3 separate regions of the Homo sapiens genome follow, and regions 1 and 2 are each linked to region 3. Evidence: chromatin loops called from intact Hi-C (ENCODE). Cell type or tissue: Caco-2. All regions are shown on one strand. Each heading gives the region's core, and the rest is flanking DNA. Links, peaks and the distances in the headings are about the cores only. Region 1 has its middle 100 kb from the start of STRA8. Region 2 overlaps LOC107984123 (a long non-coding RNA gene). Region 3 overlaps LOC124901750 (a long non-coding RNA gene).

What was found. Hi-C counts contacts between places; a loop is a spot of excess contacts. Peaks named below come from ENCODE experiments on the same cell type or tissue, not always from the same donor. Only the 100,000 strongest peaks of a DNase experiment are listed, where the experiment ranks them.
Region 1: it touches region 3 in a loop (5-fold over the local background); 4 of 110 quality-filtered maps call a loop at or near these places.
Region 2: a loop joins it to region 3, with 3 times the contacts of the local background. A loop is called at or near these places in 15 of 110 quality-filtered maps.

What each region holds. Positions count from the first base shown.
Region 1 is chr7:135,330,861-135,340,913 of GRCh38, reverse strand. No RefSeq gene overlaps it. Among named protein-coding and RNA genes, the nearest start is that of STRA8, 100 kb to the right of the region's middle. RefSeq lists enhancers at 1,294-1,793, 1,794-2,295. In Caco-2, for the core only: a CTCF peak has its summit at 5,075 (motif pointing right); a DNase peak (open chromatin) is centred at 5,083.
Region 2 is chr7:135,270,149-135,280,201 of GRCh38, reverse strand. The region is part of intron 3 of LOC107984123 (a long non-coding RNA gene); the gene reads left to right. It also overlaps the pseudogene SLC23A4P. Among named protein-coding and RNA genes, the nearest start is that of STRA8, 41 kb to the right of the region's middle. RefSeq lists an enhancer at 5,607-5,656. In Caco-2, for the core only: a CTCF peak has its summit at 5,535 (motif pointing left); a DNase peak (open chromatin) is centred at 5,551.
Region 3 is chr7:134,684,987-134,695,039 of GRCh38, reverse strand. The region is part of intron 1 of LOC124901750 (a long non-coding RNA gene); the gene reads left to right. Among named protein-coding and RNA genes, the nearest start is that of BPGM, 43 kb to the right of the region's middle. In Caco-2, for the core only: CTCF peaks have their summits at 4,854 and 7,989 (motif pointing left); no DNase peak of the experiment used is centred there.

The DNA.
Region 1 (10,053 bases), core at 709-8,708, 650 kb before region 3:
ACACCCAAGGACTGTTGTGTGGGATGGAGCAGGGGGTGGGCTGTAAGCTGAGGTCTGTTCTCCCTGTGCCACCCCATTTGAGCACAGAATTCAAGGAGTCTGCATTCCAAATGCAAGTCAGCTACCAGGTGGTTTTGAAGGTATATTCATCAAGGTTGGGCGATGGAGCATATTCATTTCACAGTTAGCTGGCCTTGTAACTTTTCAATCCATAGACACACAGTGTGTAGTACGTAAGCCTTCATTTGGATCTGTGCCTCAGGCCTGCAAACAGCATGGGTGGGGGTCTTCAGAGGAGTCCTGATTGCTCCTGTTCCATGGCAGGCAGCCTGGCCCCTTTCTAAAGATTTCCTCATTAACCCTTGCAGTGAACTCAGCCTTCTTATGAGGTTCTCTTAAGTCCAGCTCCATTAGGAAACAGATACCGTGACTTAGGAAGACTTTTCTGACAATGGAGTGAAGGCCATTACAGGGGCTGAGCTTGCGGTCAGAATCCCAGTCAGGTGGCTTGTACTTTCCAGCTCAAACAAGAAAAGGCAGGGATTGGGCGCCTTGCGGGAAGGAGAAGACAGAACAGATGGCCATGAGTGACAGTTTCTCTCTCTTGCCACAGAATTTGAAGGGGATGCCTCCTGCGGAGGGCAGTGTGCCCTAAGTCACCCCTGCTGTACTCACAGGCCCATAGCAGGAGCCCAGGCATGTGGGCATCTTGCCCCAGCTCCAGGGATTCCAGCTGTGCCAAGGAAGCTCTGTGGGTGGCAGGCAGCTGTCTGGGGAGGCTAATGCGGCAGAAGCAGATCCTTGGCTTCTGGAGCAGGTGGATGCATGTCGAAGCTACTGATAGGGCCCCTGGTGCAGGCACTTTTGGGGGTGACCCTGGCCTGCCCATTGGCGTGAGGAGGCTACCCCAGACTGCTGCAAAAAAGGAGAGAATAAGGGAGGAAATGAGAGGGAGCCTGGATGTGAACAGGTTAGAGCTGTGGCTGGGCTGGATGGGGTTGTCCTGGCTCACATGGACACGGATGCTCCTTCTGACTCCTAGGAGAGCTTGGGTCTCTTCTCCTAGTGTTCTGTGGCTGAGGGGATGGGCACTTTATCTTGTGACAAGCCCCTCCACTGCTTTCTTCCTGCTCCCGCCAATGTATAGATGACAAGTGCCAACAAGGGCAGAGTCCTGCTCCCTGCCGGAGCCATTTTCCAGCCACACTCCTCCTGCTCCCAATCACCATCAACAGGAAGCTGTCTGACCATCTAACTGAAGGCCTTGACCGGCCATTGGAGTGAGGTCTGCATTGTCTTAGTGTGTTCAAGGCAAGCAAAGTCCAGGTAACCAGTTCCTGGGCATAAAATGGGAGGAAGAGAGGGGTAGGTGGTACCTGCTTCTGGTGACACGTGCTCAAGGCCCAGATGTGTTCACCCTCCCCCTGCACCATGAGGTTGGCTGGAGAGGGGAGCCATTGAGGAAACCCAGGCAGGGCCTGAGTGGGGAGGCAGGGAGATGCTCCAGGGAGCAAAGCCCACCCTGCAGGGGAGGCTGGGAGTGCATTAGAGCCCTGGCACCTGGAAGGGAGACTCTTCATGGAGACCTGGAGGGTGCTGGCAAGAATGTGGCTGGAAGAAACTGGTCCTGAACCCAGTGTCTGGGCCACATCCGGCACTCTCAGTTCAGTGCGCTTCTGGTCTGAAGCCACCATTCAAAACTGGGGGCTCAGTTTCTGCACGACCCATACTGCCACCGCACCTGCTCATGCTTCTGGGTCCCTGGGAGTCAGGCTGAAAGCCTGGCTATCGGCCAGTGAGGGTGAAGAAATAAATGGCACTGTGGGGGCAGAGAGGTGGCTCCAGGACCCCTGCACATCCTTCTCCATGGGTCCTAAGTACCTCTAGGTGCCAGGCTCTTCCTCTTGGCTGGGGCTGCCTCCCTGGGTGGTAGCTGGGGGGCAGAGAGGGCAGGCCTGGTCCTGGAAGGGAAACTTTGAGAGCCACGTTGGCTGCGTGGGCTTCCCACCAGCACAGCCTGTGCTTCGGGGCCCCCGAGCCTCTGAGAGTGAACTTCAGCATGTGAAGGGACCCCTTCTTCACCACCAGCTGGCAGATGTGGGGAGAGGAATGAAGAGGTTGCCCAGCCCCCACCCGTTTACTTAAAAAAATCACAAGATCTGTACACTTAGAAAAGGAGACTTTATTTTTTGTAAAGGGTTACAGCCCGCAAAGTGCCTATCCCGCAGGCTGGGAAGTGTAGCCCCCAGCCAAGGCCAGAGACAGGCCCTTAGGAGGAGGAGGAGCTGGGGCAGGGCTTTATGCGGAATGGGTTGGCTAAACATATGTATTCAACAGGTTACAGAAGGAACTATGAATACTCATGAAAGTGGTCCTGACGCACTGGATTAAACATGCATGTAACATGCGACCCATGTTCACCTTGGGGTGGAGACTTAACATTTAAATGCACTACAGTTAGGCCCTACACGTCAAAAGTTGAGCAGAGACACAAAGGCACTCAAGTGTGCAGCCTCTGTAAACCGGCCAGAACCAGTCCATGGTCAGTGGCCTTCTTATTCAGGAGAGTTACTGCAATCAGCCTCTTGTCCAATGAAAGCTGTGGTTATGGCTGGTAGAACAGGAGGTTAGTCCATGCCTGTGAGCTGCAAGTGTTGTAATTGTTTCAATATTGCTTATCTTGAGGCCACTGCTTGTTTAGTGGCTGGAGAAAAGGAAGACCCTTGTGGCAGTTGGACATAGTTTATTCTTTAAGTGTGGGGGGTGCATGACTTAACTCTTCTCTGGCATGGTCCTAGGTCCTGTTGATAATTTGGTATCTTATTGCCACAAACAGTCTGTTCCGTCAGGCTTATGACCTCTGTTGTAGCATTAATGCTGCTCAGTCATTGTGTCTAAACTGCAAAAAGGAGGCAGGTGTAATAGTTGTGTCTGATCTCAGTTCCATGATAGCCAGGAATTTAGTTTTTCAAGATTCTCCGGGCACCCCTTGGCCAAGAGGGGATCCGTTCAGCCAGTTGGGGGGCTTAGGATTTTATTTTTAGTTTACACACCTTTCCTGTGTCTATTCCCCCCAGGGTCAGATCAAGGCCCAACATGACACATATCGGCCCTGCCAGTCTTGATGCATTGGTCTGGCTTATGTGGTTCCAGTGGTCCTGTCTGGAGGGAGCCCAGCCAGGGGCTGTGCTGCCGAAGGGAGGCATGGAAGGAAGGCTGGTCCTGGCCCCCAAGGGCCCCTTTCCCACTGCTTAGTGCCCTTCCGCCTGGTCCCGGCTTCCTCTCTCTGCTCAAGGATCTCACTCAACAGTTCTTGAATCAGGTGGGACCACAGTGACTGGAACCTTAGCCCGGGAACCCTAACAATGTGGTTCTCCCCTTCTTCCAGCTGCTGTTCCTGGACTGACCTGTGTGCCCTTGAGGCAGGTACCTTGAGGCTATTCTTAAGATGTTATTGTCAGGCAAGTGGCCTCCTGTCCACTCCTCATGCTGTCCTCTTTCTCTGGGCCTTCTCATCCACGCCTATGATGTCAGTGACCATGTATGCAGAGTTGACTCTCAGTGTTGACATCTCCATCTCTCTCCTGGGAGACCCTTTGTATGTACATATGCCTCCTTGACATTCTCACTTGGATGTCTCAATTCTCCTTGAACTCAACAACTGCATGTATGTTCATCCACTCCAAGCCTGGGCCTCTTCCAGTTTTCTCTAACCCAATACAAATCCCCACCTTCCATCACATCAAAAAGCCCCAAAACCCCATGCCATCTCTAATACTTCCTTCTCCCTTATTCCACCCCATGGCCAATTCATCACCAAGTTCTGTTGACTTTACCTTCTAAACATTTCTTCCCATTCAGTTTTGCCCATCTTCACCTTCACCATCACTTTGGTCTGAGCCACCACCTTTTATCATCTAGACCCCTAGCCTCCTCCCTGGCCTTTCTGCATTCATTCTTCCCCTTTCTAGTCTGTTCTCTACACAGCAGCCAGAGCAATCTTTTTGGAACATAAACCTGCTCATGTCACCTCCCTATTTAAAGCATATCCATGACTTTCCATTGCTCTTTAGATAAAAGACAAAACTCTTAACATGGCCAACAAGGCCTTGCATGTCTGGCCCCTGCCCACTCCTCCAGCCTCAATTTGCAGCCCACTCCTCCTCACTCCCTGCACTCCAGGCTTCTTTTAGTTCCTTGAGTGTTTTTGTGCCTTTGCACAAGCTGCTTCCTCTGCCTCAAACCCTCTCAACTCATCTACCTATACCAAAGCACAGTCATTATTTTCTCAGGGAAGCTCTTTCTGGCTTCCTTGACTAGGTAAAAAAATCTTCTTATAATAGTCTCACAGTACCATTTGCCTGTTCTTCATAGCACTTATCACATCTGGAATTACGGATTGATCTGTAGTATTATTTGATTAATGCCTATCTCTTCTACCAGACAATTAGTTTCATGAAGGCAGAGACCTGTGGGTCTGCTTTTGCTTGCTGTGATATACCCATCACCCAGCACGATGCTCAAATCATACCAAGTGGTAGTAAGTGCTCCAGAATGTGTTGAGTGGTGAATGGGTGGGTGGCTGGAAGGAAGAAAGAATGCAGTGAAGGAAGGGATGCCCGTTTCCTAGGCATGTTCGAACAAAACCCCACAGCTAATATTCTCTGTTAGGTTTCTGTTATTAGTTGCAAAGGCTTTGTAGGTTGGGAATACTATCTTTTATCTCCTTGCCTTCTTTTTGTAGGAGAGAAGAGAAATCGACAATTTGATAAAGGCCAGGACTTGAGGCTTGCCTCAGGGAAACACCATTAGAGGCTTGGGATGTCACCTGTGGTTGGTGGCTGCGTGAGCTGTGGCCTTAAAGCCCCTGAGACAGCAGACGTGCAAAGTCAGGCCCTGCCATCGACATCCAGTCTGGCTCGCCATTTCTCCCATCCTAGGATGTCAGCACCATGGACAAGACCCAAGCCGAGCCCTGGAAGGTGGGGTCTGTGGGGAATTCTGGTGAAGCAGGGGGCAGGCCCGTGCCCGTCTCTAGGTGGAAGGGAGCTGGTGTACGTTTCTCCACTGGGTGTCACTGCTGCCCTTGTTTTCTGTCACCTGAGGCTCTGGCAAGCTGCAAGGTGATGAATCAAAGACCGCCCCTCCCCCTCCTCCAACAAGGGATGGGGAAGGAATTACCTGGATCAACTTAGAGAATGCTGGCTTGGGGCCCAGTTATGGGTTTTAGTTCTCACATGCTACTTACCACACAGTGGCCCCATTTGACCCCAGTGGTAATATTAGGGTTGGGGAAAGCTCTCTGATGGAACAACGTGCAGCTGTTTGCTGCAGCCAGGACTTCCTATCATGTCCATGTCATCTCCTGCAAACATCTGAGCGGGGCGGTGGCATGAGCACTCCTGAGAAGGTGGAGGGGTATGGGGGGCTTGGTGCCCCTGCCTCCCTGTGGGCCCGTCCACTCAGGCTCAGAACAGGCCAGTGCGTGCTCAGTGTGCCTGGCCCTTGGGGCTTTCCATGAGGCCAGGGCATGTACACAGAACGAGCAGCTGCAAAGCTGCCCCGTGGCACCTGCTCCTGGAGGAAGCACAGGGAGAAGAAGATGGAGCCAGCTGGGAGGATGAGAGAGAGGTGCTCACTGCTCTGTAGAAGCCATCCTTGGAGGGCTCAGGGGTTACTGGGACAAAGACGGATTGAGAAAGTGAAGGGGCAGCTTTTGTCATGGCTCCTGCCTCCAGGGAGAACCTCACCATGTGTTGGTGTGGTGTGGGCTCACCCTCCAGGACTCTGAATAGCAACACTCTCCTCCTGGCAACAGGCCAGTGCTGTGCTGCCTGTTGGCCCCCAAAGGAACCTCAAGAAGCAGGTGGTTCAAGTTGCAGCAGCTTTCCTCAGCGCTAAGCTACTTTGCACCTACTTCCCTCTGAGATCTTTGGCACCCTCTCCCTTCCTTCTCAGCTCCAAGGTCAGTTTATTTTTCCTGTCAAGTGGCAGAGATTGTTCAGGAAGAATGAATGGGAGGGTTTTATTTAACGCTCTCCATTCTCTCTCCCAGAAGTCTTCCTTTGCCCTTTTCCACGGACCATTTTATGGAGAAAGGGACTGTTGAGGCCATTACAAAGGGGATGGGCCAGGTGCAGTGGCTCATGCCTGTAATCCCAGCATTTTGGGAGCCTGAGGTGGAAGGATCACTTGAGCCCAGGCATTCAAGACCAGCCTGGGTAAGAAAAAGAGGCCTCATCTCAACAAAAAAATTTAAAAATTAGCTGGGCATGGTGGTGGCACACCTGTGGTCTCAGCTACTCAGGAGGCCAATGCAGGAGTATCACCTGAGCCCAGGAGGTTGAGGCTGCAGTGAGCCAGGTTTGCACCACTGCACTCTAGCCTGGGTGACAGAGTGAGACACTGTCTCAAAACAAAAAAAAAAGAAAAACCCAACAACAGAAACAAAAACAAAGGGGATGGTGGCAAAGGTAAGGCCACTGGGTGACTGCTGCGGTGAGCAGTGTACTGGTGAGAAACCCAAAGTCTACCCATCTAGCATTGTATTATCTATCTTTTCTTATTTTTCGTATGTTTAATGATCTGGGATTTGGGGTTCTCTGACTGGAGACAGCCTGCCTTTCTAGAGCAATTCTTAGAGTGTTTTTAGAGGTAGCAAATAACTTCCCTTCAAGACTGCCTGTCATTTGCAAACTAACCAATCCAGAGCCCATACTCTCAACCACCTCCTTTATCAGGCTGAGCCACTGTCTTCATGCCATAAACACCCTAGGGCCAGGTGGAAGACAACTAGAGACAGCCCTGTACCTTAGAGCCTGCCAGAATTATTCAAACCAGCCAATCCTAAGCCTGCTCAGCTGTTTAGCATGGGTCACCCATACTTCCCCATGAAAATCACAATCAAGGTTTTTGCCTACACTTTCTCCCCAGTCCTTCTGCCTTCTGATGACTTTGGTGCCTCTCTGTGTGGCTCTGCATGGCATGGTGTGCCTCCTCCTCTTACGAACTGTAATAAACTATCTTTTCAGTGGCTGTCATGTCCTGATCTGCCAGCCTCACCATAACCGAACAAAAACAAAATCTCAGGTACATTTTAAAATTAGCAAAGGAGATGAAGAAGGGCCTTGGTAAAGCCGTGCCCCTTTCTGAGCAACTGTTTCACCCTCTGAAATGGAAATCAGATTTCTAGAGTTTTAAAGAAAAGCCCATCCTGTGACTTCCTCTGGGGCAATGAGAGCAGCAGCTCCTGCTTTGGGGGTCTACCCACTGAGTGGCCAGCCTCACATTGTCCATCCTGAGCGCAGGCACAGAGGACCGGAGCACAGCCTGTGCTTTCAGAGATCCCCTGTTGTTTTATAGTCAGAGCCTGGGACAGTGGAAGGAGGGCCCTGAGGCCTACCTCTTTATGGACAAAGAACTGGCCCAAGAGAGCAGAGACACTACTCAGTGACTGATACATGCTGAGTCAACTTGGATAATCTGAGCCAATCCAGTTGTTACTGGCTGTGTACCTACTTGTGTATGAGGTGCTGTGTGGGAGGGGAGTGGTGAGCAGTGAGGCTTGGCAGAGCCAAATCAGGTCATGAAAGACATCATAGGATGTGCTAAGGATTAGATTTACTTTATCCTCAGGGCATGGGGGAGCCAGGAAGAGTTTTTTTGTTTTTAATTTTTCCTTTGTTTTTATTTATTTATTATTGATATGGTTTGGCTGTGTCCCCATGCAACTCTCATCTTGAATTGTAGTTGCCATAGTTCCCATGTGTTTTGGGACAGACCTGGTGGGAGATCATTGAATCATGGGGGTGGTTTCCCCCATACTGTTCTCGTGGTAGTGAAGAAGTCTCATGAGATCTGATGGTTTTATAAGGGGTTTCCCCTTTCACATGGCTCTCATTTTCTCTCTTGCCTGCTGCCATGTAAGACGTGCCTTTCACCTTTCGCCATGATTGTGAGGCCTCCCCAGCCATGTGGAACTGAGTCCATTAAACCTCTTATTCCTTATAAATTACTCAGTCTTGGGTATGTCTTTATCAGCAGCATGAAAACAGACTACTACAATCTTTTTTTTTTTTTTTTTTGACATGGGGTCTCACTCTGTTGCCCAGGCTGGAGCACAGTGGCATGATCTCGGCTCACTGCAGCCTACGCTTCCTGGGTTCCAGTGATTCTCCTGCCTCGGCCTCCTGGGTAGCTGGGATTACAGGCACGTGCCACCATGCCTGGCTAATTTTTTGTATTTTTAGTAGAGACAGGCTTTCACCACGCTGGCCAGGCTGGTCTCAAACTCTTGACCTCAGGTGATCTGCCTGCCTCGGCCTCCCAAAGTGCAGGATTACAGGCATGAGCCACTGTGCTTGGCCTACTACAATTATGTTTTTAGAGACAGGGACTGGTTTTGTCACCCAGGCTGGAGTGCAGTGGTGCAATCATGTCTCACTGCAGCCTTCAACTCATGGGCTCAAGCAGTCCTCCCACCTCAGCCTCCTGAGTAGCTAATACAAGTGTGTGCCACCATGCCCAGCTAGTTTTTGTAATTATTTTTGTAGAGATGGGGTCTCGCTATGTTGCCCAGGCTGGTCTCAAACCCTTGGCCTCAAGCAATCCTCTCGTCTTGGCCCTCCAAAGTGTTGGGATTACAAAGTGCTACATGCCCAGCCAAGAGTTTTAAAAGGGAAGGACATGACCAGATTTATGTTTTAAGAGTTTACCCAGACTTCTGTGCATAAAATCAATTAGTGGAAGAAAATAGGCTGTGATGTGACACATAAGGAAGCCAGTATAGAATTGAATAAGAAGTAATGAAGGGGCTTAGATGAGGTTAATATATTTGCTACCATCAGAGAGAATGGAACACACATGAGAAATATCTACAAAGTGAATTTGGTGGAACTTGGGAACAGTTGCATATGGTGGACCAGTTTACAAGGCTGATGCTCAGGCTGTGGCTTGGGTGGTTTGTTGGATGTTGGATTAACTGAGACAAGGAGACTGACCAAGTAGTTTCCCTCCTTCTCTGGGCTTTACTTTCTTCCATAGTTCCTTCCTCCTTTCATAGTCTAGATTTCTACTTCTCAGAAAATTTCTCTGCAAGACGGTGGAGGCAAAATGTGGGAAGGGATGTTGACATCAATAGGACCTGTTAGCCTCTGAACATCTTGCCAGGCTGGCCTTCAGCAGAGGACTGAGGACAGGTGGGTCTTGGTCAGAGTGGGGCAGAAACCACTATGAGAACCACCTTGTGTGCTTCCCAGGAGAAGCAGCGGCCTGCTCTTCAATTCATAGCCCAAGCCAGTGCTACTCAGTTCCCTTAGAAGTGATGAAAGAGAAGATGAAGATGGAACTGTGAGCAAGATATATTTAGGTCAAACTCCTATCAAGAAGAATTGAGGGGGAAAAAAAAGGCCTGAAGCCAAAAGCACCATTCTCTTCTTATAAAGCCAATTGTAGGAATTCCACACGTCAGATCTTAGAAGTCTCTGGCCCTGGGCCCCACACCTCCCAGCTGCAGTTGATTCACGTAGAGGAGCCAGTGCTGCACGTTACAGTGGAAGGATATTGTATTAGTTCATTTTCACGCTGCTAATAAAGACAAACCCAAGACTGGGAAAGAAAAAGAGGTTTAATGGACTTACAGTTCCATGTGGCTGGTGAGGCCTCACAATCATGGCAGAATTCAAGGAGGAGCAAGTCACATCTTACGTGGATGGCAGCAGGCAAAGAGAAGAGAGCTTGTGCAGGGAAACTCCCCTTTTTAAAACCATCAGATCTCGTGAGACTCATTCACTATCACAAGAACAGCACAGGAAAGACCCACCCACATAATTCAATCACCTTCCAACGGGTTCCTCCTACCACAGATGAGAATTGTGGCAGTTAAAATTCAAGATAAGATTTGGGTGGGGACACACCCAAACCATATCAGTCATGCAGGAGCCAGGTGCTCCTCAGCCCTGGGCTCCCACATCCCTTAGCTGCAGTCAACTCTGTCTAGTGATGGAGCTGGGTGCCAGCACACCACCACTGTAAGGACAGCATCAGGGATGGTAC
Region 2 (10,053 bases), core at 1,076-9,075, 580 kb before region 3:
GAATTCCTGAAAGTGATAATGAGAAAATGGAAAAGTGATAGTATTAGAAGTGATATAATGGCTAATACTATTTTGGAACAGATAAATATGAATATTCAGATTTTAAAAGCACATGTAGTCCCAAGTGTAATAAACAATTAAGTCTACAATTAGATATATCATAATGAAACTGCAATACAAATACAAAGAGAAAAATCTTAAAAGTAATAAGACAGAAAAAAATGCCTACAAAAGAATAGCAATTGGACAGTTAGCAGCCTTCTCACTAGCAACGGTAGAGGCTGGAAGACAATGGAATATTTTCAAAATGCTAAGAGAAAATATTATCATCCTAGAATTCTATCCCACTGTAGAACCCCACATCAGGCAACACTGATAGCAAAATAAAGACATTTTCAGGTAAACGAAGACTAAGAGTTTATCAGTCACAGACCCTTATTAAAATAATTATTAAAAGCTAAACTTCAGGAAAAAGGAAATGGAATCTCGAATGAAAGAGTGGTGGAAAAGAAGCTATAAGTGAGCAGAGGAACATATGGGTAGAAAACATAGGTGGGTTAGTCAGCTTGGGCTGCCACAACAAAATACTATAGCTGGGTGCAGTGCCTGTATATGTCTGTAGTCCCAGCTACTTCATAGGCTAAGGCCAGAAGATTGCTTGAGTCCAGGAGTTCGAGACCAGCCTGGGCAACATAGTGAGACCCTGTCTTTACAAAACAAAAACAAAAACCAACCATAGACTGGGTGGCTTGAACAACTGAAATTTATTTTTTCACAGTACTGGAGGCTGGAAGTCTGAGATCTGGATGCCAGCATGGTCAGCTTCTGAGGGGTGCTCCTTTCCTGGCTTGCAGATGGCCACCTTCTAGCTGTGTCCTCACAAAGACTTTCCTTGGTACATGCAGAGAGAGAGAGGAGAGAAGACAGAGAAAAATCTCTTCTCTTTATAAGGGTACTAAGCCCATCAAAGGGGCTTTTCCCTTATGTATTAGTCTGTTTTCATGCTGCTGATAAAGACATACCCAAGACTGGGTAATTTATCAAGAAAAAGAAGTTTAATGGACCAAACAGTTCCAGGTGGCTGGGGAAGCCTCACAATCATGGCGGAAGGTGAACGGCACGTCTTACATGGCAGCAGGCAAGAGAGAATGAGAGCTAAGTGAAAGGGGAAACCCCTTATAAAATCATCAGCTCTTGTGAGACTTATTTACTACCATGAGAACAGTATGGGGGAAACCACCCCCATGATTCGGTTCTCCCACTAGGTCCCTCCCACAACATGTGAGAATTATAGAAGCTATAATTCAAGATGAGATTTGGGTGGGGACACAGCCAAACCATATCACTTTATGACCTCATCTAAACCTAGTTTCTTCCCAAAGGCTCCATCTTCAAACACCATCATATGAATTTTGAGGGAACACAAACGTTTACTTCACAGTACTAGGTAAATCCAAATAAGCACTAATTGTAGGAAAATATAATAAAAACAATAATGAGCAATGGCAGTGGAAAAATAAACAAATATTTGACAACAATAGCAGAATGGTGGTAGAAGTTCAAGTTTTCTAAGGTCACTGTACTATTTGATGGGAGACTAGACATTTTATTTACCCATGGGCAGTGTTAAGTGAACAATTCACATTAAAAAGTTGTGAGCAACTTCTAAAAGAATAAAATAACAAGTCGAACATCCAAACAGTAAAATAAAATGGGGAAATAAAGCAAACTTAATCCAGCAGATAAGTTGGCAAATTGCAGCCCAGGAGCCAGATCTGGCCCATCACCTCCTTTAGAGCAGACAGCCCACGACCAAGCATGGTTTTACATTTTAAGTGGTTAAAAAAATCAAAAGAAGAACATTTCATGACACATCAGAATTATCTGAAATTCAAATGTCAGTGTCTATAAGTGAAGTTTTATTGGAACACAGCTACACTCATTTCTTCACATCTTGTCTGGAAAAGTTGTGACAGAGCCCGTATGGGCATAAAGCTGAAAATATTCACTTTTTTGGTCCTTTACAGAAAAAGTTTGCATAGCCGGGCGTGGTGACTCACGCCTGCAATCCCAGCACTTTGGGAGGCCCAGGCGGGCAGATCACGAGGTCAGGAGTTCAAGACCAGCCTGACCAACATAGTGAAACCCTGTCTCTACTAAAAATAAAAAAAAAAATTAGCCGGGCATGGTGGCGCGCACCTGTCATCCCAGTTATTCAGGGGGCTGAGGCAGGAGAATCGCTTGAACCCGGGAGGCGGAGGTTGCAGTGAGCTGAGATCGTGCCACTGCGCTTCATCCTGGGTGACAGAGTGAGATTCCGTCAAAACAAACAAACAAAACAAAACCAAACAAAACAAAGAAACCCAGAAAGTTTCCCGACCTCTGCAATAGAAACTAGGAAAACAGAAAAATGCTGCAGCAAGATGTTCAATACACGACCGAGTGTGCTAGTGTTGGGAGTCGCCAACATCATCATCATTGTGACTACAATCAATAATTAATTTTGAAGCCTATTTCCTGAAAAGCTTTGTTCAGCGAAAAAGTCCAACACGCAGTTGGAAATACAGACTGGAGGGAGGAGGGAAATCAGAGTTCTCCTTCTCTCAGTTCCTTTGGGGTCCAGCTTTGCCCCTGCACTGCCTAAGAACCGCCTAGGGGTCACCAGATTTCACCATGGGCTGCAGCATCCAGAACTGTCACGGTGGCCTGGGCCGCGCCTAGGGGCTGCAGCCTCCGGGACTGTTACGGTGGCCTGGGCCGCGCTGAGGCCCACAGTCCTGAGCACTTCTCCCCTTCGGCTGCAGGGTGCTATCATGGTCACTTCCTGTGTCCGGATGCTGGTGGGCTTCTCAGGCCTGACTGGCTTTCTCATGGGTTTCATCTGCTCCTTGGCCGTTGCTCCAACTAACTGCCTAGTGGCCCTGCCCCTCTTGGATTCTGCAGGCAATAATGCCGGGATCCAGTGGGGGATTTCTGCCATGTAAGTGCTCCCTGGGGAGGGAGTGCCATGTACGTTCTCTTTGGTGGAGAGTCACCCAGAAAGAATAATGGAGGGCCTGGATATTGGTAAACTCTTGTGGTTTACAAAGACTTTCATGAATGTTATCAAACCTTAAAAAGCATCAAAGTTGTTACCCATAATTCATCGTGACTGCTCATTATTATTATCCTATTTGTATTCACAATGAGGCGGAGGTTTCAGCGAGGAGAGATTGCGCCACTGCGCTCCAGCCTGGGCAACAAGAACAAAACTCCATCTCAAAAAAAAAAAAAAATAGAAAAGAAAGGAAAACAGATTCACAGGTGTTGGGAAAAGCTGAGTGTTGGGAGAAGCTGAGGCAGGGCTTGCATGTCTGACATAATGTAAAAGAGTCTCGGAACATGTCCGGGGTCCAGGGCCTAAAACCCCTTGTGGCCTTTGGAACACCAAGCTCTGTGCTAAATGGTGGAAGGCTGCCCTGCCGCACCATAATCTAATCCTAGGGCATAAAATCCCTCATGGCTTGGATAGAATCCAGGGCTTGTGGCTCTAGAATGTGTCTAGACTTGCTGGCTCCTTGATCTCCCAGGATCAATTGTATCTTGAGTTAAAAGAACCTGCTCTCCATTATCTCAAGTAGCAGAGCAAATGCTAAACCATCACAGCTGTAAATCATGGGCTTAATACAATGTGCCCTTTCAACCTCCACATTCTCACCACCTGTTTCTTTGTTGCATTACCAATAAATAGCATGGGCTCCCCAGAGCTCGGGGCCTTCACAGCTTCCACAATTGCGATAGCCCCTTGGTCCCACTTGTCTCTCTCAAACTGTCTTTTCTCAATCTTTTGACTCCGCCAGACTTTGTCGCCCTCATGACCTGGTGTTGGATCTGATCACCCCAACAACAGGTTTGGGGAGAAGGGCGCGGGCCTCTGTAAGGGGCTATGATTTTGTCTTCCACATCTGGCCTTCTTTGCTTGTGGTGATTCCACAGGCAGAAATTCAATACTGGCCCTGGCAGAGCTCTTTGGTGGCTTTCTGAAGTGTAGTGGGGAGTTTCATTACCTCCGACCCAGCCCTGCATCTGAGCTCCAACCCTGAATATTCACGTGTGTCCCAACCATCCCTGCCTGATGTCCTAAGGGCACCTCACCCTCAGTGGCCTCTGTGAAGCTCAGCCCGTGCCCCCTTCCTGACTTCTGCGATCCTTGTCTTACTGGGCCCACCCAGTCACCCACATTATCTGTAGCTTCTTGCTGTTCTGCACCCTCACTGGGGGGTTCTATTTTCTCAACACCCCCACTTGCTTCCTGTCCTCTTTTCTCCATTTCCGGGCCCATGGCTTCATCATTGCACTTGGACGTGCAGTGACCTCTTACATTCTTTCTTTCCAGAATCTTGCCCATGTCATTCTACCACCTGGCTACCCAAGGATCTTTCTAGAACCTAATTCTGATGAGATTAGTCTCTGCTTAAAATCTCTTCATGGCTCTCCATTTTTTCACAGGAAAGCTCCATAAGGTCAGCAGGAATTCTTCAGGATGGAGCTTTCTAAGGTGACATGGAAATGATGGTGTCTAATCACATTGCTTTCCACGTATCTCAGTGGACCTCTGCAGTTCCCAGCACAAGTCCTGTGAGCTTTGGAACAATACAGACCCTCCCTGCTGCCCACACTCCACCTTGCATTTTCTTTTTTCTTTCATTATTATTATTATTTTTGAGATGGAGTTTCCCTCTGTTCCCCAGGCTAGAGTGCAGTGGCACGATCCTGGCTCACTGCAACTTCCGCCTCCCAGATTCAAGTGATTCTCCTGCCTCAGCCTCCTGAGTAGCTGGGATTACAGGTGTCCACCACCACGCCTGAAAGATTTTTGTATTTTTAGTAGAGATGGGGTTTCACCATGTTGTCCAGGCTGGTCTCAAACTCCTGACCTCAGGTGATCCACCCACCTCGGCCTCCCAAAGAGCTGGGATTACAGGTGTGAGCCACCGTGCCCCCCTTGCATTTTCTCATAGCTCCATCAGTGGTTCTGACATGCAGCTTGGTAGCATCGTGTCTTTCTATTATCAGATCTGCCCACCTCTGTCCTCCTGCATGCCTCTGGCACACAGCTATAGTTGATATGTGAGCAAATAGCTGAGCCAGCATCTACCCCAAAAGCAGATTCTACATTCTGTGACATCATGGACTCTTTGATACTTGTCCAAGGTTTCAAAGCCTTTAGCGCAGGCGAGGGGAACGTTTTCCACAGGAGGACCACTGAACCACGCTGAAACATAGCTGGAGAGGAACAAATAAGTATAAAGCAGCAAATATTTTTTTTCCTGCTAAAGGGAGTGCATTTCATGCAGAACATAAAACTATATTCAATATACAGAACAAACATTTATTTGATGTATTATCTCTAAAATAAGGCCCTTAAAGGAGAGGAAAGAAAGAAAGATACATAGACACAGCAGGCTACGAATCAATTAGAAGGCTTAGATTAACCCTGAAAGAGGCACCAGTGCAAAGACCACTTCATTTATGGAATCACACCTCCCCCTCGTGGCCTTTTAAGGTATTGCTTCGTGTTGCGTCTTCGCAAGGATGAGCTCTGGCCATTTGGTTCTCCACGTGAGTAGGGGGACGTCAGGCCCAAGACCAGAGATCTCCTGCCACTTCTCTAGGGTACCACAGCTCCCTGCCCAAAAGTCAGTTCTGAGGCCAGAAGAGGCCCAGGGCTGCATGAGAAGTGGAATTGGCGGGTGACTGCAATCTTTATGAGACCATCCGCAGATCCAAAGGGCGTTGGTTGATCCTCACAAATTGTTCCCATAGTTAATTGTTAGGATTGTAAACAAAACAAAACAAAATGTTCTTTTGATGTGGTAAGAATTTTTTTTTTCTTTTAATCTGAGATGGAGTCTCACTTTTGCCACCCAGGTGGGAGTACGGTGGCGCTATCTTGGCTCACTGCAATCTCTGCCTCTTGGGTTGAAGCGATTCTCCTGCCTCAGCCTCCAAGTAGCTGGGAATACAGGCGTGTGCCACCACACCTAGCTAATTTTTGTATTTTTAGTAGAGATGGGGTTTCACCATGTTGGCCAGGCTGGTCTCGAACTCCTGAGCTCAGGCAATCCGTCTGCCTTGGCCTCCCAAAGTGCTGGGATTATAGGAGTGAGTCACCTTGCCCGGCTTAGAGTTTTTTTTTTTAATTTAATTGCCATAAAAGACATATAATATAAAACTTACCATCATAACCGTGTTAAAGTGTACAGCTCAGTACTGTCAAGTATGTTCACATTGTTGTACAACAGATCTCCAGAACTTTTCCATCTCACAAAGTTGAAACTGTATTAGAATGTCTTTGCAGGGGTCCCCAACGCCTAGGCTGCAGAGCAGTACTGGTCTGTGGCCTGTTAGAAACTGGGCTGCACAGCAGAAGGTGAGTGGTGGGTAAGCCAGCATGACCTCCTGAGCTCCACCTCCTGTCAGATCAGCGGCAGCATTTGATTCTCACAGGAGCGTGAACCCTTTTGTGAACTGCACATGCAAGGGATCTAGGTTACCTGCTCCTTATGAGAATCTAATGCCTGATGATCTGAGGTGGAACAGTTTCATCCTGAAACCATCCCCCACCCCAACCAGTCTGTGGAAAAATTGTCTTCCATGAAACCTGTCCCTGGTGCCAAAAAGGTTGGGGACCACTGTTTTAAATGCTGGGAGTAGACACAAATGGATGAGAAACAGATTCAAGAACTATCTAAATCATCTACTGTGGCCTGGCACTGTGGCTTACACCTGTAATCCCAGCACTTTGGGAGGCTGGGGCAGGAGGATTGCTTGAGGCTGAGCCCAGGAGTTCAAGACCAGCATGGGACCTTATCTCTACAATTTTTGTTTTTAATTAGCCAGGCATGGTGGTACATGCCTATAGTCCCAGCTACTCAGGAGGCTTAGGCAGGAGGATCACTTGAGCACTGGAGGTAGAGGCTGCAGTGAGCCATGATCATGTCTCTGCACTCCAGTCTGGATGACAGAGTGCGATCTTGCCTCAAAAAAAAAAAAAAAATCCATTGACAATAGAGTCATGATAAGATATTCAAACAAGAACATTTACAAATAGCCCTAACTTTGGAGAATGATACCAAGTGTCTTAAAGTCAGGAGTCTTTTTTTAAGACTTAAAATTTTAGAGCCACTGCACTCCAGCCTGGGCAACAGAGTGGGACTCCGTCTCAAAATAAATAAGTAAACAATAATAATAATAATGAAACATTTTACAGAGGGAGCTTTAGAAATGCAAATCTCATTATGTCACTAACTTGCTTAAAACTCCTCTACCAAGGGTTTCTCTCATCTTTGGATTTTTTATTTTTAATACACATAACATAAAATTTACCATCTTAACCATGTCTGAGTGTACAGTTGGGAAGTGTTAAGTACATGTATATTATTATGCAACCATCATCACCATATATCTTGTAAACTCTTTTCATCTTGAAAAATTAGAACTCTGTCCCCATTAAACAACAAGTTCCCATTTCTCCCTCCTCTGGCTTCTAGCAACCACCATTCTCCTTTTGGTGAATTTAACTACTATGGGTACCTCATATGAGTAGAACCTTACAGGATTTGTCTTTTTATGACTGGCTCATTTCACTCAGCGTAATGTCTTCAAGGTTCATCCATGCTGTAATGTGTACTAGAATTTCCCTCCTTTTTCTAGGCCGAATAATATTCCATGGTAGGAGTATGCCATGTTTTGCTTATGCCTTCCCTTTGGATTTTATTCTGACTCTTTTCCATGGCCCCCAAGGCCCTGCAGGACATCCCATCTCCTCCCCCTCTCCCTGTGTCACTGGGCCCCAGGCACGATGATTTTCCTTTTGCTCTCAAACCACCCAAGCTCCTCCCACCACAGAGTCTGCATTTGCTGTTTCCTCTCTAGAATTCTCTTCTACCAAATCTTCATGTCCGTGACTCCTTCTCTTCCTTTGGGTCTCAGCCAAACTCTCACCTCCTGGGCAGGCCTTTTCTGATTGCCCTCCAAAGAGCCTCCCATCCCAGCCACCCCCTGCCCTGTGACTTCATTATGGAAGACTGATTGCTATCAGAAATTGTCTTCCTTCTTTATTAGCCTGGCTGTTTGGTATCTGTCTCTTCCGAAGATAATAGTACCTCCATTGACAAAGTCACAGGCAACATGGATATGGAATAGATATGGTGTAAATCAAGCACCCTGTCTGTGAACTCATAATGCTGTTTACAAAACCCGGGGGGCTGGGTGCAGTGGCTCATGCCTGTAATCGCAGCACTTTGGGAGGCTGAGGTGGGCTGATCACGTGCGACCAGGAGTTCGAGACCAGCCTGGCCAACATGGTGAAACCCCATCTCTACTAAAAATACAAAAATTAGCCGGGCATGGTGGCACGTGACTGTCATCCCAGGTGCTCGGGAGGCTAAGGCATGAGTATCCCTTGAACCTGGGTGGTGGAGGTTGCAGTGAGCCAAGATGGTACCACTGCACTCCAGCCTGGGTGACAGATCAAGACTCTATCTCTGGAAAAGAAAAGAAAAGAAAAAAAAAAAAAAACCTCAGGGTACTAATTGCCAGGCTGGACACAGGAGACCTGGTGTTATGCAAGCGTGACTACCCTGTGGCCTTGGGCCCCTTGCTCCCTCTCTTTGGGCTTTGATTTTCTCTTCTGTAAAATGAGAGGTTTGAACAAGGCACCCTCCAGGTTTCCGTCCTGCTCTGGCCCTCTATGATATATTAAACATGTGCATATCAGGTGCGTATGGCCACAGGAGTGTTGTGGTCAAGGTGCGGCTACAGGAGGCAAAATGAGCGAGATTCCTGTCTTTGGGGAATAGATCTGGTGGGGAAATAGAAACACATGATCTGAGTGGATAACAGCACGGGCCGCCCGCAGAGACGTAGCATCATACACGAGAACTTTACACCTCTATCCCTTGCAAAAAACCTCTGCCCTTTATTGAGCACCGACTATGCTCAGTGCTTACTATTGTAAGCACTTCACCTACGTGACAGGACTTAGCCTTGTGAAGTAGGTGTTATCAATCCCCTGTGGCTCACGTGGAGGCTGACATTCGGAGAGATTAGGTAACGCACCCAAAGTCACAGAGCTAGTTAGAGGCGGAGCTGGGATTGGCTTTCAAACCTCCATTCTGAAGCGCTGGGCCGCTCTTCCTTGGTGAGCTTTCCCTGGCCTTGCTGTCCAGGCTTCCTGGGAGGGAAGCATCAGAGCCAGGACCTGAAGACATGAGAGAAGACAGAAGTGATGAGGTGAGGGCACAGGCCGTGTGCCCAGCGTACACCTTCATCCTTTCCCAAGCCCCGTTTGGGAGCAGAGGGAGTGGTATGGGATGAGGTGGTGCTGCTCCTGCAGTGGGCAGAGGCCTCCGGGGGCGCCTGGCCTGGCTGGTGCTCCTCACTCTCTGTCCCTGGCTGCTGCAGGTGGGGAGTAGGGCAGTGATTGTCACCGCGGGCCGTGTGCTGCTCCTGATGGGCGCATTTGGGAAGATCAGGGCTGCGTTTGCCACCATCCCCACCCCGTGATCGGAGGCATGTCCCCACCCCCGTGATCGGAGGCATGACCCTGTTTGGGGTCATCACTGCCGTGGGGATCTCCAATCTGCAGGTGAGGCGAGCGAGGTGCTCTTGGGAAGGCAGCAGCAGTGCCTCTCCTGAGAGGAGCTGGTGGGACTGAGATGGATGGGACTGAGATGGATGGGGCTGGGGCAGGGGAGGAGGAGAAGTCAGTCCTGGGTCCCAGATACCACACTGGCCCCTAAATGGAGCAAAGAAACAGCCAGAAGCATCCAGACCTCTGCAAACCAGCAGTGAAGGTGCTGATGGCCCCGCCTGCCTCTAGGTCCTGTCTCCCGCAGTACGTGGAGATGAACTTGTCCAGGAGCCTCTTCGCCTTTGGCTTCTCCATCTACTGTGGGCTCACCATTCCCAACCGGGTGAGCAAAAACCCCGAGATGCTCCAGACAGGTGACTGTTCCCTGCCCTCTTGACTGTCTCTGCTCCAGGGGCAGAGCCAGCGCAGCCCCCGGT
Region 3 (10,053 bases), core at 625-8,624:
AGCTTTGAAGCCCAACTTTGCCACTTGTCCCTGTGTGACCTTGAGCAACTTACTTAACGGCTCTGTGCCTCAGTTTTCTCACCTGTAAAATGGGATCATATTAGTACCTACTTTATACACAAATATGTATAAAGTGCTCAAGCAGGGCTTAGACAGAATTAGTTCCACACAAGTGTGAGTTACTATTACACAGTGTTTTTAGGTAGGGCTTTGCACCACCAGGGACTGCTCTGATGACTTTTAACCATCAACATGGAAGATGACCAGAAGAATCTGGGGACAAATGAAAATGCATGCAGAGAATGAAAGGAAGGATGCCGAGTGGCTTTGTGACTCTTCTGAGGACATTAAGTTTATTTTCTTTAAAAAAGGCTGATGACGGAGGGAATTATAGACTGTAAGTACCAGGGAGTGCTCAAAGACCACGAGGCTCTCCTCCTTATCGTAGAGCCTGTTGTCAGGAAGTTGAGTGCAGAACTTGTGCCAGCCCCTGGGGTCTCTCAGTCCTCAGCCCCTAGGCCCAATTCTTCCCATTGCTCGGTGCTGCCTCTCCTGGGGGAGAGATGTAATGCCAGGACCGGGTCCTCAGCTCTCCTAGTGTTGATTCTACAGCACTCAGATGGTTGGCCTTGTTTTGAGTTTCGTCTTCTCTGATTCCCTACATATTTTTTGCAGGACCATTTTGCCCAAATGCAATTTTCTCACCCCACTCCCAGGCTTACGAGTCTCTAGGGCTTCCCTCCTGTGTGTGGTGTGGCTTTGGACCTGACTCTAATTTTTATGGAGGCTTAAAGAAGCAGTTTCATTACTTCTCATTTTTTATGTCACTTCTTATTCCATCTAGTGCTTAATAATTTGCTTTCCCCAAGAGTAGGTGCTCAGTAAAGGCTTTTTGCCAACAGAAGGGACATAGGGGCACTGAAAAGTTGCTCGACATAAGTATCTCCAAGGCTACTCAGTAATTTAATAGCAGGTATAGGAGAAGATCACAGTTTCCTCTTTGTTCTCTCTTGTATCTGATGGGAATAGGAGGTGGAAGGGTGATACCTCCACTTAGAGAATACAGGAGACATGTTTATTCTGACCATTTAAGTCATCTGTGACATAGAGTGTCAAACAATATTTATTCTCAGGCTCCAGTGGGATGGCAGAGATAGAAAAGAACAAGAGGCAGCCTAGGCTAGCAAGGAGGACCTGAACTGGAAGTCAGGAAGTTATGTGATTGTTAGTAGAGGATGTAATGATTAGAAGCTATTCTTAATCAAAGAATTCTTAATAAAAATTCCTAGAACTTCCATGCCTTCAGCAGCTCACGCAGCCAAGAAAGAAATTATCCACGCCCTGGGGGAACCTAAAGCCCATCAGCTCCCTCGCTGCCATGTGCAACCCAAGCGCGGAATAAGGCTCACGGGACCTGTGCCACATACTGAAACAGGACTGCCAGCTTCCCAAAGTGGTCAGTGATGCTCCTCCAACTGCAGCTACTCTTTGATGACCTGGAGGGGTGTTTAGTCATCATCTGAGCCAGTGCAGTTCAAATCAGCCCAGGGTTCTGATGACGCACCACATACACAGGGGGAGGATGTGGGGAGCTGAATGGCAGAGTCCTGGGGCCCCTCCTTCATTTCCACAGGGCAGCTCTGCTTTCAAAGACAGGGTTGTGATTTAGAAAGAAGAAAACCTTAATTTAGAGCCACTGCTTTGGGGAATTAAGTCTCAGAGATGAAGTAATGGGCTGCAGGTCATTCAGCCAGTTGGTAGCAGAGCCTGGGGTAGAATCCAAACCTTGAGCGCCTCGTGCCCAGTCCCCTTCCACTTCATTCGCTCGTGCTGCCAAGTGTCTCATTATACACATACGTCTCAAATAACGATGCTAGAGGATGCTCCAGTAACACTTTTTTTTTAAAAAAAGCATTACAAAAGAAAGCACCAAAACGTCCACAAAAGCATACACAAGGTTATTTATCTCCAACAGCCCAACGCGACAAGATAGCTTCACACCCAGCTTGCAGGTGGACTGTTCTCTCTCCTCTACCCCAGCTGAAGATAAAAAAGGCCAGCCCTTGGCACCATCAACTAGTCAATAACTTAGTTTTCCAGGTCTTTCTTAAAAAAGACAGTTCCTCCTCCTCTTTAGCCCTTTTCTCACTGTCAAATCAAGGAGGAATCCGCCACCAATAAGTTTACTGGAACCTCCATTGACTGACTACTTTTCCATTGTGAGTAAATGTCTTCAGAATTCTCTGTTCCTTAGTGGTATGTGCTGTTAAAATTTTATCTCTAATGATTCCAGTAAAGACTTTTTATTAAAGGAATTTCGAACATCCATGACAGAAACAAGGGAAGATGCTTTTTCTCAGTGGTTGGGGAAGACCTGGTGATCATATTAGGTGTTAATTCAAGCTGCACCTCAGGTGGCTTAACAGCAAATCCTGTTTTGATCTTTTAAAGGCAGAAATCCCTCCCTAGTCATCGGGACCTATGAGTAGAACTTGAAGCATCCTTTGTTGGTTTTTCAACCACAGCCTGCCTGATAAGCCCCTCCACGCCTTTTGCCAGGATTCTGCCTGGTAGGGAAAGACACAAGGGCCATGATGGCACCCTCCTCTTTGGCCCCTTTCCTATTCTACCAAAAATCTTGATTTTCCTCTGCCTCTGCCAACTCCTCTGTGGTCTCAAGTGTTCCAGGAAATGAGGAGTAATTCTTTAAATCTTGCTTTAAAAGGGGAACACCATGTGACTCCTCCCTGTGGTGGGTGAGGGGTGGGGTGGGGAGGCTGAGGGGGCTCAATGGTGCCTGTAGAAGTCCAGGTTCAGGTCTCTTGGGGGAGGAGGAAGCTCTGTCGTCCCTTCCACTCAGCATCAGCCAGCCTGGAGACCGCATCAGATTGGCATAGCTCCCTGGAACAGTCTCCCCTTCCCTTCATCCTCCACCACCGCACCCCCCCACCCCACCGCCTCCCGCCCCCGCCTTCTCTTAGCTCTTCCCTCCCTCTGCCCCCAGGCTCCTACTTGCATTCTTTATATCTTCTGGCATTTTTCATGTTGTTTTACTTTGTATTTAATAATAGCTCTGCATTCTTTTCTTTATCTGAAATCAAGGCTCATACCTGCATCATGCGTTCACTTTGGGAGTAAAATTTATGGCCGAACTTGCCATGGGGTTAATTGCTTTTCATTAACTTCATACTTCTTAATTATTACAAATTATTTGCCTGTACTAGAAATAGTTCCATCCTGTGCTCCAAATTTACTAGCCTGCAATTGCAACCAGAAACGGGAAGTCTTGGATTGCCGGTGCTTGGGGAGTGAGGTTCCCAGCTTTATGCATCGGAGTCTGACCAGACTGAGGGTAGGAAGACGGTGGGTAATTCTAGATCTTTAGACTTCAAAGCCCAGATTAGGGCCCGTAGGCCAAATAAAAATTGAATTTAGCTTTTCTGAGCCATAGACTGTTCTGTGTCTCAATTCTCAAATCTATAAAGTGGAGTTAGGAAGACAGAAAGACACGATGTGTATATTTAATAACAAGTTTACTTTAAAATCAGTTTGAAAAACCTATACTTCACATAATGAGTGGGGTTTCAAAAGCAAGAAAGAGAAAAAGTATACCCACCAAAGGGGAGGGCAGAATAAATCCCAATGGAAAATTTGTGCCTTTCTGTGGTTGGAGTCATTTGGTCAAGAAATGATGAAATTACAAATTTCTGAAAAGGGCGTGTGTGTCGGAGTTCCTGAGGTCCAGTTCTCAGCATGGTACTTGGGCAAGGCCAGTGTTGAACTCTGAGGAAGAATAAAGAGAAGGAAGTGGTCACGACCAGCATTCTTTGCCAAAACAGCAGTGCCTCCATGGCCTCGTACTGCCCATGAGTCTCTTCATCTCATGGATTTGAAGCAAGCTCTCTCAGCAAGCCTGTACACCCATTGTCCCTTGCAATGTGATTCGTCCTTTGACTCCTTAGATGGGAATGGTTGGTAAAAAGGGAATCGCAGCTGGAGGTTTGTGGGAACTGGCATATTCAGACTACACAAAGGCCCTGTGTGTGCAGACACAGCCACAGCTGTGGGAGCCAAGGGCCTGGCAATGGGGAGAAGTAGGTATTTCTCAGTGCAGGAAAGCATTCCTGTCCGTGCTCACAATCCATCTGGTATTGACTTTGAACTCACACGCAGAAAAAAGGAATGAAGTCGGCCCAGCAGCTGAGCCCAGAATCAGCTGGGAGGACATTCAAAGTTCCCTGTAAGGGAGCGTGGATGGACAGAGGAGGACAGGGATTTGTAGCCACTTCTGCAATCGCTCTGACCATTGCCAAGTGGGCTAGCAGCAGCAGATGTTCCAGCAGGAGGGCAGTGTCTGTGCCCAGCGGCAGGGCCATTGTCCTTGCTGGAACCATCTCACACTGTTCACTGAGTCTTGTTCTCAGCTGACTGGCTTTCCAAGCTTAACTCTCTTGGCTTTCCCAAAGAGTCTGTGAGCCACCCAATATCCTTTAACAAATTCCTTTTCTGTTTAGACTAGCTAGACTGGTCTTTACAGTTTTTAATGGAAGGCCCTGGCACTGATAGCTTTCGAAGGCTGGAGCTCTATGGCTTTTAATACTCCATGCTAAAGAAAACACAATTTTTTGCTTTGTTTTATTTTCTGCAAATAAAATGTCTTGTTCTCCTCTTCCTATGTGTGTATTTATATAGTTCAGTTAGGCTTTAATATACAAGCTCTGAATTCTCCAAATACCAAAGCAGACAGTTTAAGAAAAGAAGGAAAGCAAACGCCTATTTCTCCCACTTTCAAAAGCACACACTTAAATTTTGTGTGGAAAAAAAATCTAAGCTCTCTAGCTCCACTCGGTGTCCTGTTGAACTGGTGTGGCACCATGTTACTCTTTCAGAGAATGAAAATGAAACTTGCTCACTGTAGCTTCATTGAACCACTTTATTCTTTGACCAATTTTGGATGGGTATTTTAATTAAAAATTTTTTTCAGCCAGGCACGCGGTGGGCTCACGCCTGTAATCCCAGCACTTTGGGAGGCCAAGGCAGATGGATCACGAGGTCAGGAGATCGAGACCATACTGGCTAACACGGTGAAACCCCGTCTCTACTAAAATTACAAAAAATTAGCCTGGTGTGGTGGCACACGCCTGTAATCCCAGCTACTCAGGAGGCTGAGGCAGGAGAATAGCTTGAACCCAGGAGGTGGAGGTTGCAGTGAGTTGAGATCAAGCCACTATACTCCAGCCTGGGTGACAGAGCGAGACTCTGTCTCAAAAAAAAAAAAAATTAAACTAAAAACAGTATGGGACAGTGGCCAAGAGCGTGGGCTTTGGAGTTAGGTCAACTTGGATTTGAATCTTGCTGCAGCTATATACTAGCTTTGCGACTGTGTCTTGCTACTCAGGTTTTGTGAGGCTCATCTGTAAGATGAATATAATAAAAATGTTCACCTCAGAATATTATTGTGAGGATTAAACAAGATCCAAGACCTGGCTTAAATTGCCATTAGAGAATGACCCAGGGGAGCTTATTCATTGTAGCTAAATGATAAAATTTAAAATCAAGATTTAAATGCTTTCAGAAGGGGTGCATTTAGAAACACTGAAGTCTCCTTGTTACTCTCTTTTTAAATATGATAGGAATTACAATTCTTATAGAGATTATGCTACACAATGATCTATGTTTACACAAGAACGTAAATGTTGTCTTGGAGAGATTACATGCTCAGATGGCAGAAGCTCTTCAGTGGCAATGAGGGCATGGGCTACTGGGCTACTCTTTGGCTTGGAAGACCTTTCCTGTCTTCCGTTCACCCTACCATGGCTCAATTTGGCTTCTGCCTACCTCCCCAATCCCATCCTACACCACTTCAGCCTTCACTACTGACCTTAGCTGTTGTCTGTTGCCTAAACACCTTCTTCAAGTTGTTCAGGTTACACTGACCTTACCTATTATCTGTTGCCTAAACACTCTCTTCTGTCTCAGGACTATTGCACTTGTTACTTCTTCAGCCTGGAGCGCATGTACAGGTACACACACACACTTACGCAAACACACACAAAATCATTCAAAGTTCAATATATATGAAACCTTTTCAGAGAAGACTGTCATCACCATCCTTGATGATGCGTGGTGGCTTTTAGTCATATAAAATGGCTTTATATATTTTAAAGTACTTTTTGTTATAAAGGTATATTTTTCAAGGCATAAAAAATATACAAAACATATTTTATATAGCAGTTTATTAGCTTGGTTGAGTTTTTAAATATTTAGACATTACTTACAGCAAAACATTGAAAGCACCTAATTTTTTTTTCCTGTTGGACATTTAAGTTCTATCCAAATGATGCAACAGTGTTCAGCCATGGAGTAAAATTGTTTGAAGTCTATACAACATGGAGAAATCCTTATGATAAAGACAAGAATAAAATATGAATATAAATCAAGAATATGTCTAAGTGAAACATGCATATAGAAAGAAAGAAATAAAATAGTTCTTAGGATGGGAACATTAGGGAATCTTTCCCACTTATTTTCAAGATGTTTATATGGTTATATTTAACTCTATAATTACAGGTTAAAAACAGGTTGCAACTCCATAAGTAACCTGTTTCTGTACCATTATAGCAGCTGCCTATGGAGAAGGGCTCGGTGCTGACAGGCTACTTAGCCTCACCTGCCTTCCTGTCCGGCAGTGGTAGGATTTCCACCTCTGCTTCCATGTATTGGCATGGTAGGAAGACAGCCGCAGAGAACAGACAGGTCAGATCAAATGCCAGCCAGGAGAAATATTTTAGGCCAGGCACAGTGGTTTACACCTGTAATCCCAGCACTTTGGGAGGCCGAGGCGGGTGGATCACCTGAGGTCAGGAGTTCGAGACCAGCCTGGCCGACATGGTGAAACCCTGTCTCTACTAAAAATACAAAAAATTAGCTGGGCATGGTGGTGCGTGCCTGTAACCCCAGTTACTTGGGAGGCTGAGGCAGGAGAATCACTTGAACCTGGGAGGTGGAGGGTGCCGTTACCTGAGATCGTGCCATTGTGCCATTGCACTCCAGTCTGGGCGACAAGTGTGAAACTCTGTCTCCAAAAGAAAAAAAAAAATAGGAAGAAAAAAAGAAAACAAAAACCCAGCTGCGAGAAATATTTTAAAGAACAAATCTAAAACAGTGGGCAGTTTGGCCCCCCAAGTGGATAATTCTAGGGAATTCTGGAGTTTAAGTTTGCATGACTTTGGCTGGCACCCAGACTTAAATCCATTCAGTTCTCCTGCCAGTGAAGCGAACAGACAAGTGAACAAGCCAGATCCAGCAAGAGTCGATCACAGGGCTCCACAGGAGACTGTTACGAACCCTGAAAGATGAGCAGATATTAGGCAGGCAATGAAAAGAGGGCAAGGTGGGGTGGGTGATGGAGGGTAGTTCAAGGCCAAGGGGACAGCGGGTGCAAAGGCAGAGCCTAGGAGGGGTGCTGGACCTCTGAAGGTCTGAAGAATTACCCTGACGACTGTCTGGAGAGGACTAGAGGAGAGTAAAAGCGGAAGCAAGGGGATCAGCTAGAAGGCTGCTGAAATGTTGAAAGAGAAAAGATGAGGGCTTAACTCAAGGCAGAACAGTGGGGATGGAGAGGGGATGAATTTGCAAGGTAAGAGGTGACGGAATCAGCAGGACTTCATAACCATCAGAAGAAGAAAAGTCAAGGGTGATTGTCAAGATGCTGGCTAGACATCTGGGTGCACTGGTGGGACCAACATTGCCAAACAAGTGTCTAGAAACAAACGAGTACTTGGTATTCATTCGTATTTTAGATGGAAAACTGCCTGCCCCTTTCCCATATTCTGATCCATGGACATCTATGATGTTTATATTTACATTTTATGGTTACATAGGGTAAACTCTATAGTTAATAATCAGGGAAAGAAGTCGCACCGAGGAAGGAATTCCAAGCCTCTTTAGAAACAATCTTTTGTCATAAATATCCAGAGGCATTTATGAATAAATACTGACCCCCAGTGTCTACGTACAGAAACAAAGATTTTAAAAACGATATAAAATACCAAGACTCCTGGGAGAGTACCTGGAATTCCAGCTACAAGTAACATTCCCTGCAATCCAATCCCAGGATCCTAGCAGGCATCCTCAGAGATAAAAATACTGACTAGCTAACCTATGGCCAGCGGCCTTAGGTCTGGAGAATTCTAATGAGTATTCTACAGAATGAGTGTCGGGATGGATTACATAGCCTCAATTGTGTTGCAGAGCTATGTGTTGGCCTTTGCCCCTCTGCTTCAGAGGTTACATATGTCAAGGTCTAGGTTCAATTACTCCTAAGAGTCTTCCCACTAAGGGTAGATTTTATGCAATTAATCTGACTAATACAAACTCCAGCTCTGTCTGATTCCCCATCCAGTTCAACACGACATCCAGAGAATTTTCCTCTCAGGCAGATACAAAGCAGTGTGGTTGGGCAGACATTCCCTCTTCAATACTGTGTGGTTAGGGTTAAGTTCACGAGAATTTTTTTTTTTTTTTTTTTTTTGTGATGGAGTTTCACTCTGTTGCCCAGACAGGAGTTCAGTGGCGTGATCTTGGCTCACTGCAACCTCCATCTCCCGGGTTCAAGTGATTCTCCTGCCTCAGCCTCCTGAGTAGCTGGGATTACAGGCACGTGCCACCACGCCCAGCTAATTTTTGTATTTTTAGTAGAGACAGGGTCTCACCATGTTGGTCAGGCTAGTCTTGAACTCTTGACCTCGTGATCCAGAAAGGAATTCCATTACTATTGGTTAACTGCAAGGTGATGGCAGTCATAATCGTGTTTCAGATTTGTTGTTTCAGCACACAAGCTCATTGCTGGTCTGATGCAAGCTGTAGCCTCAAAGATAATAGAAATAAAATAAGTATACAATTTGTTTCTTGACAAGATAATACAGACTTAAGAAGTCTTTCTCTTGGGCCAGGTGTGGTGGCTCATGCCTGTAATCCCAGCACTTTGGGAGGCTGAGGCGGGCGAATCACTTGAGGTCAGGAGTTTGAGACCAGCCTGGTCAACATGGTGAAACTCCATCTCTAATAAAAATACAAAGATTAGCCAAGCATGGTGGCGGGCACCTGTAATCCCAGCTACTCGGGAGGCTGAGGCACAAGAATTGCTTGAACCTGGGGGGGCAGAGGTCGCAGTGAACCAAGATCACACCATTGCACTCCAGCCTGGGCGACAAAGCAAGACCCTGTCTCAAAAGACAGAAAAAAAAAAGAAGAAAAGAAGAAGGCTTTCTCTTATCTTTCTCTTACTTAACAAAGACTGAGGTTTCAAGAATAAAAAGTCAAAAAAACCAGGCACCTCACTCTGAATAAGACATGTTTTAATGACTATACTAAACACAACATTGTTAAACTTACCAATTTTTTCCTCTGTCACTTTATTTTTTCTAGTTTTTTAAAAAAATTTCAAACCTACAGAAATGCTGAGATGATAGTAGAATAATACAACATTACAAATCATTTCCTCAATTCATCAGCTATGACATTTACTGTACAGTCATGTGCCTCAGTCATGTGCTGTTTTGGTCAACAGCGGACTGCATATACGATGTAAGATTATAATGGGGCTGAAAAATTCCTGTTGTGCAGTGACTTATAGCCATCCTAAGGTCCTAGCATGAGCCATTACTCATGTGTTTGTGGTGATGCTGGTGTAAACAAACCTACTGCACTGCCAGTCATACAAAAGTATAGCACATACAAGGATGTACAGTATGTAATACCTGAAAATGATAATAAATGATAGTGTTTTTTGTATTTACTATACTATACTTTTTCTTATCGTTTTAGAATATACTCCTTCTATTTATTAAAAATATTAGTTAACTGTAAGACAGCCTCAGGCAAATCCTTCAGGTAGTATTCTAGAAGAAGGCATTGTTAACATGGGAGATGACAGCTCCATGCATGTTAGTGCCCCTGAAGACCCTCCAGTGGGACAAGATGTGGAGGCGGAAGACAGTGACACTGATGATCCTGATCCTGTGTAGGCCTGGGCTAATGTGGTATTTGTGT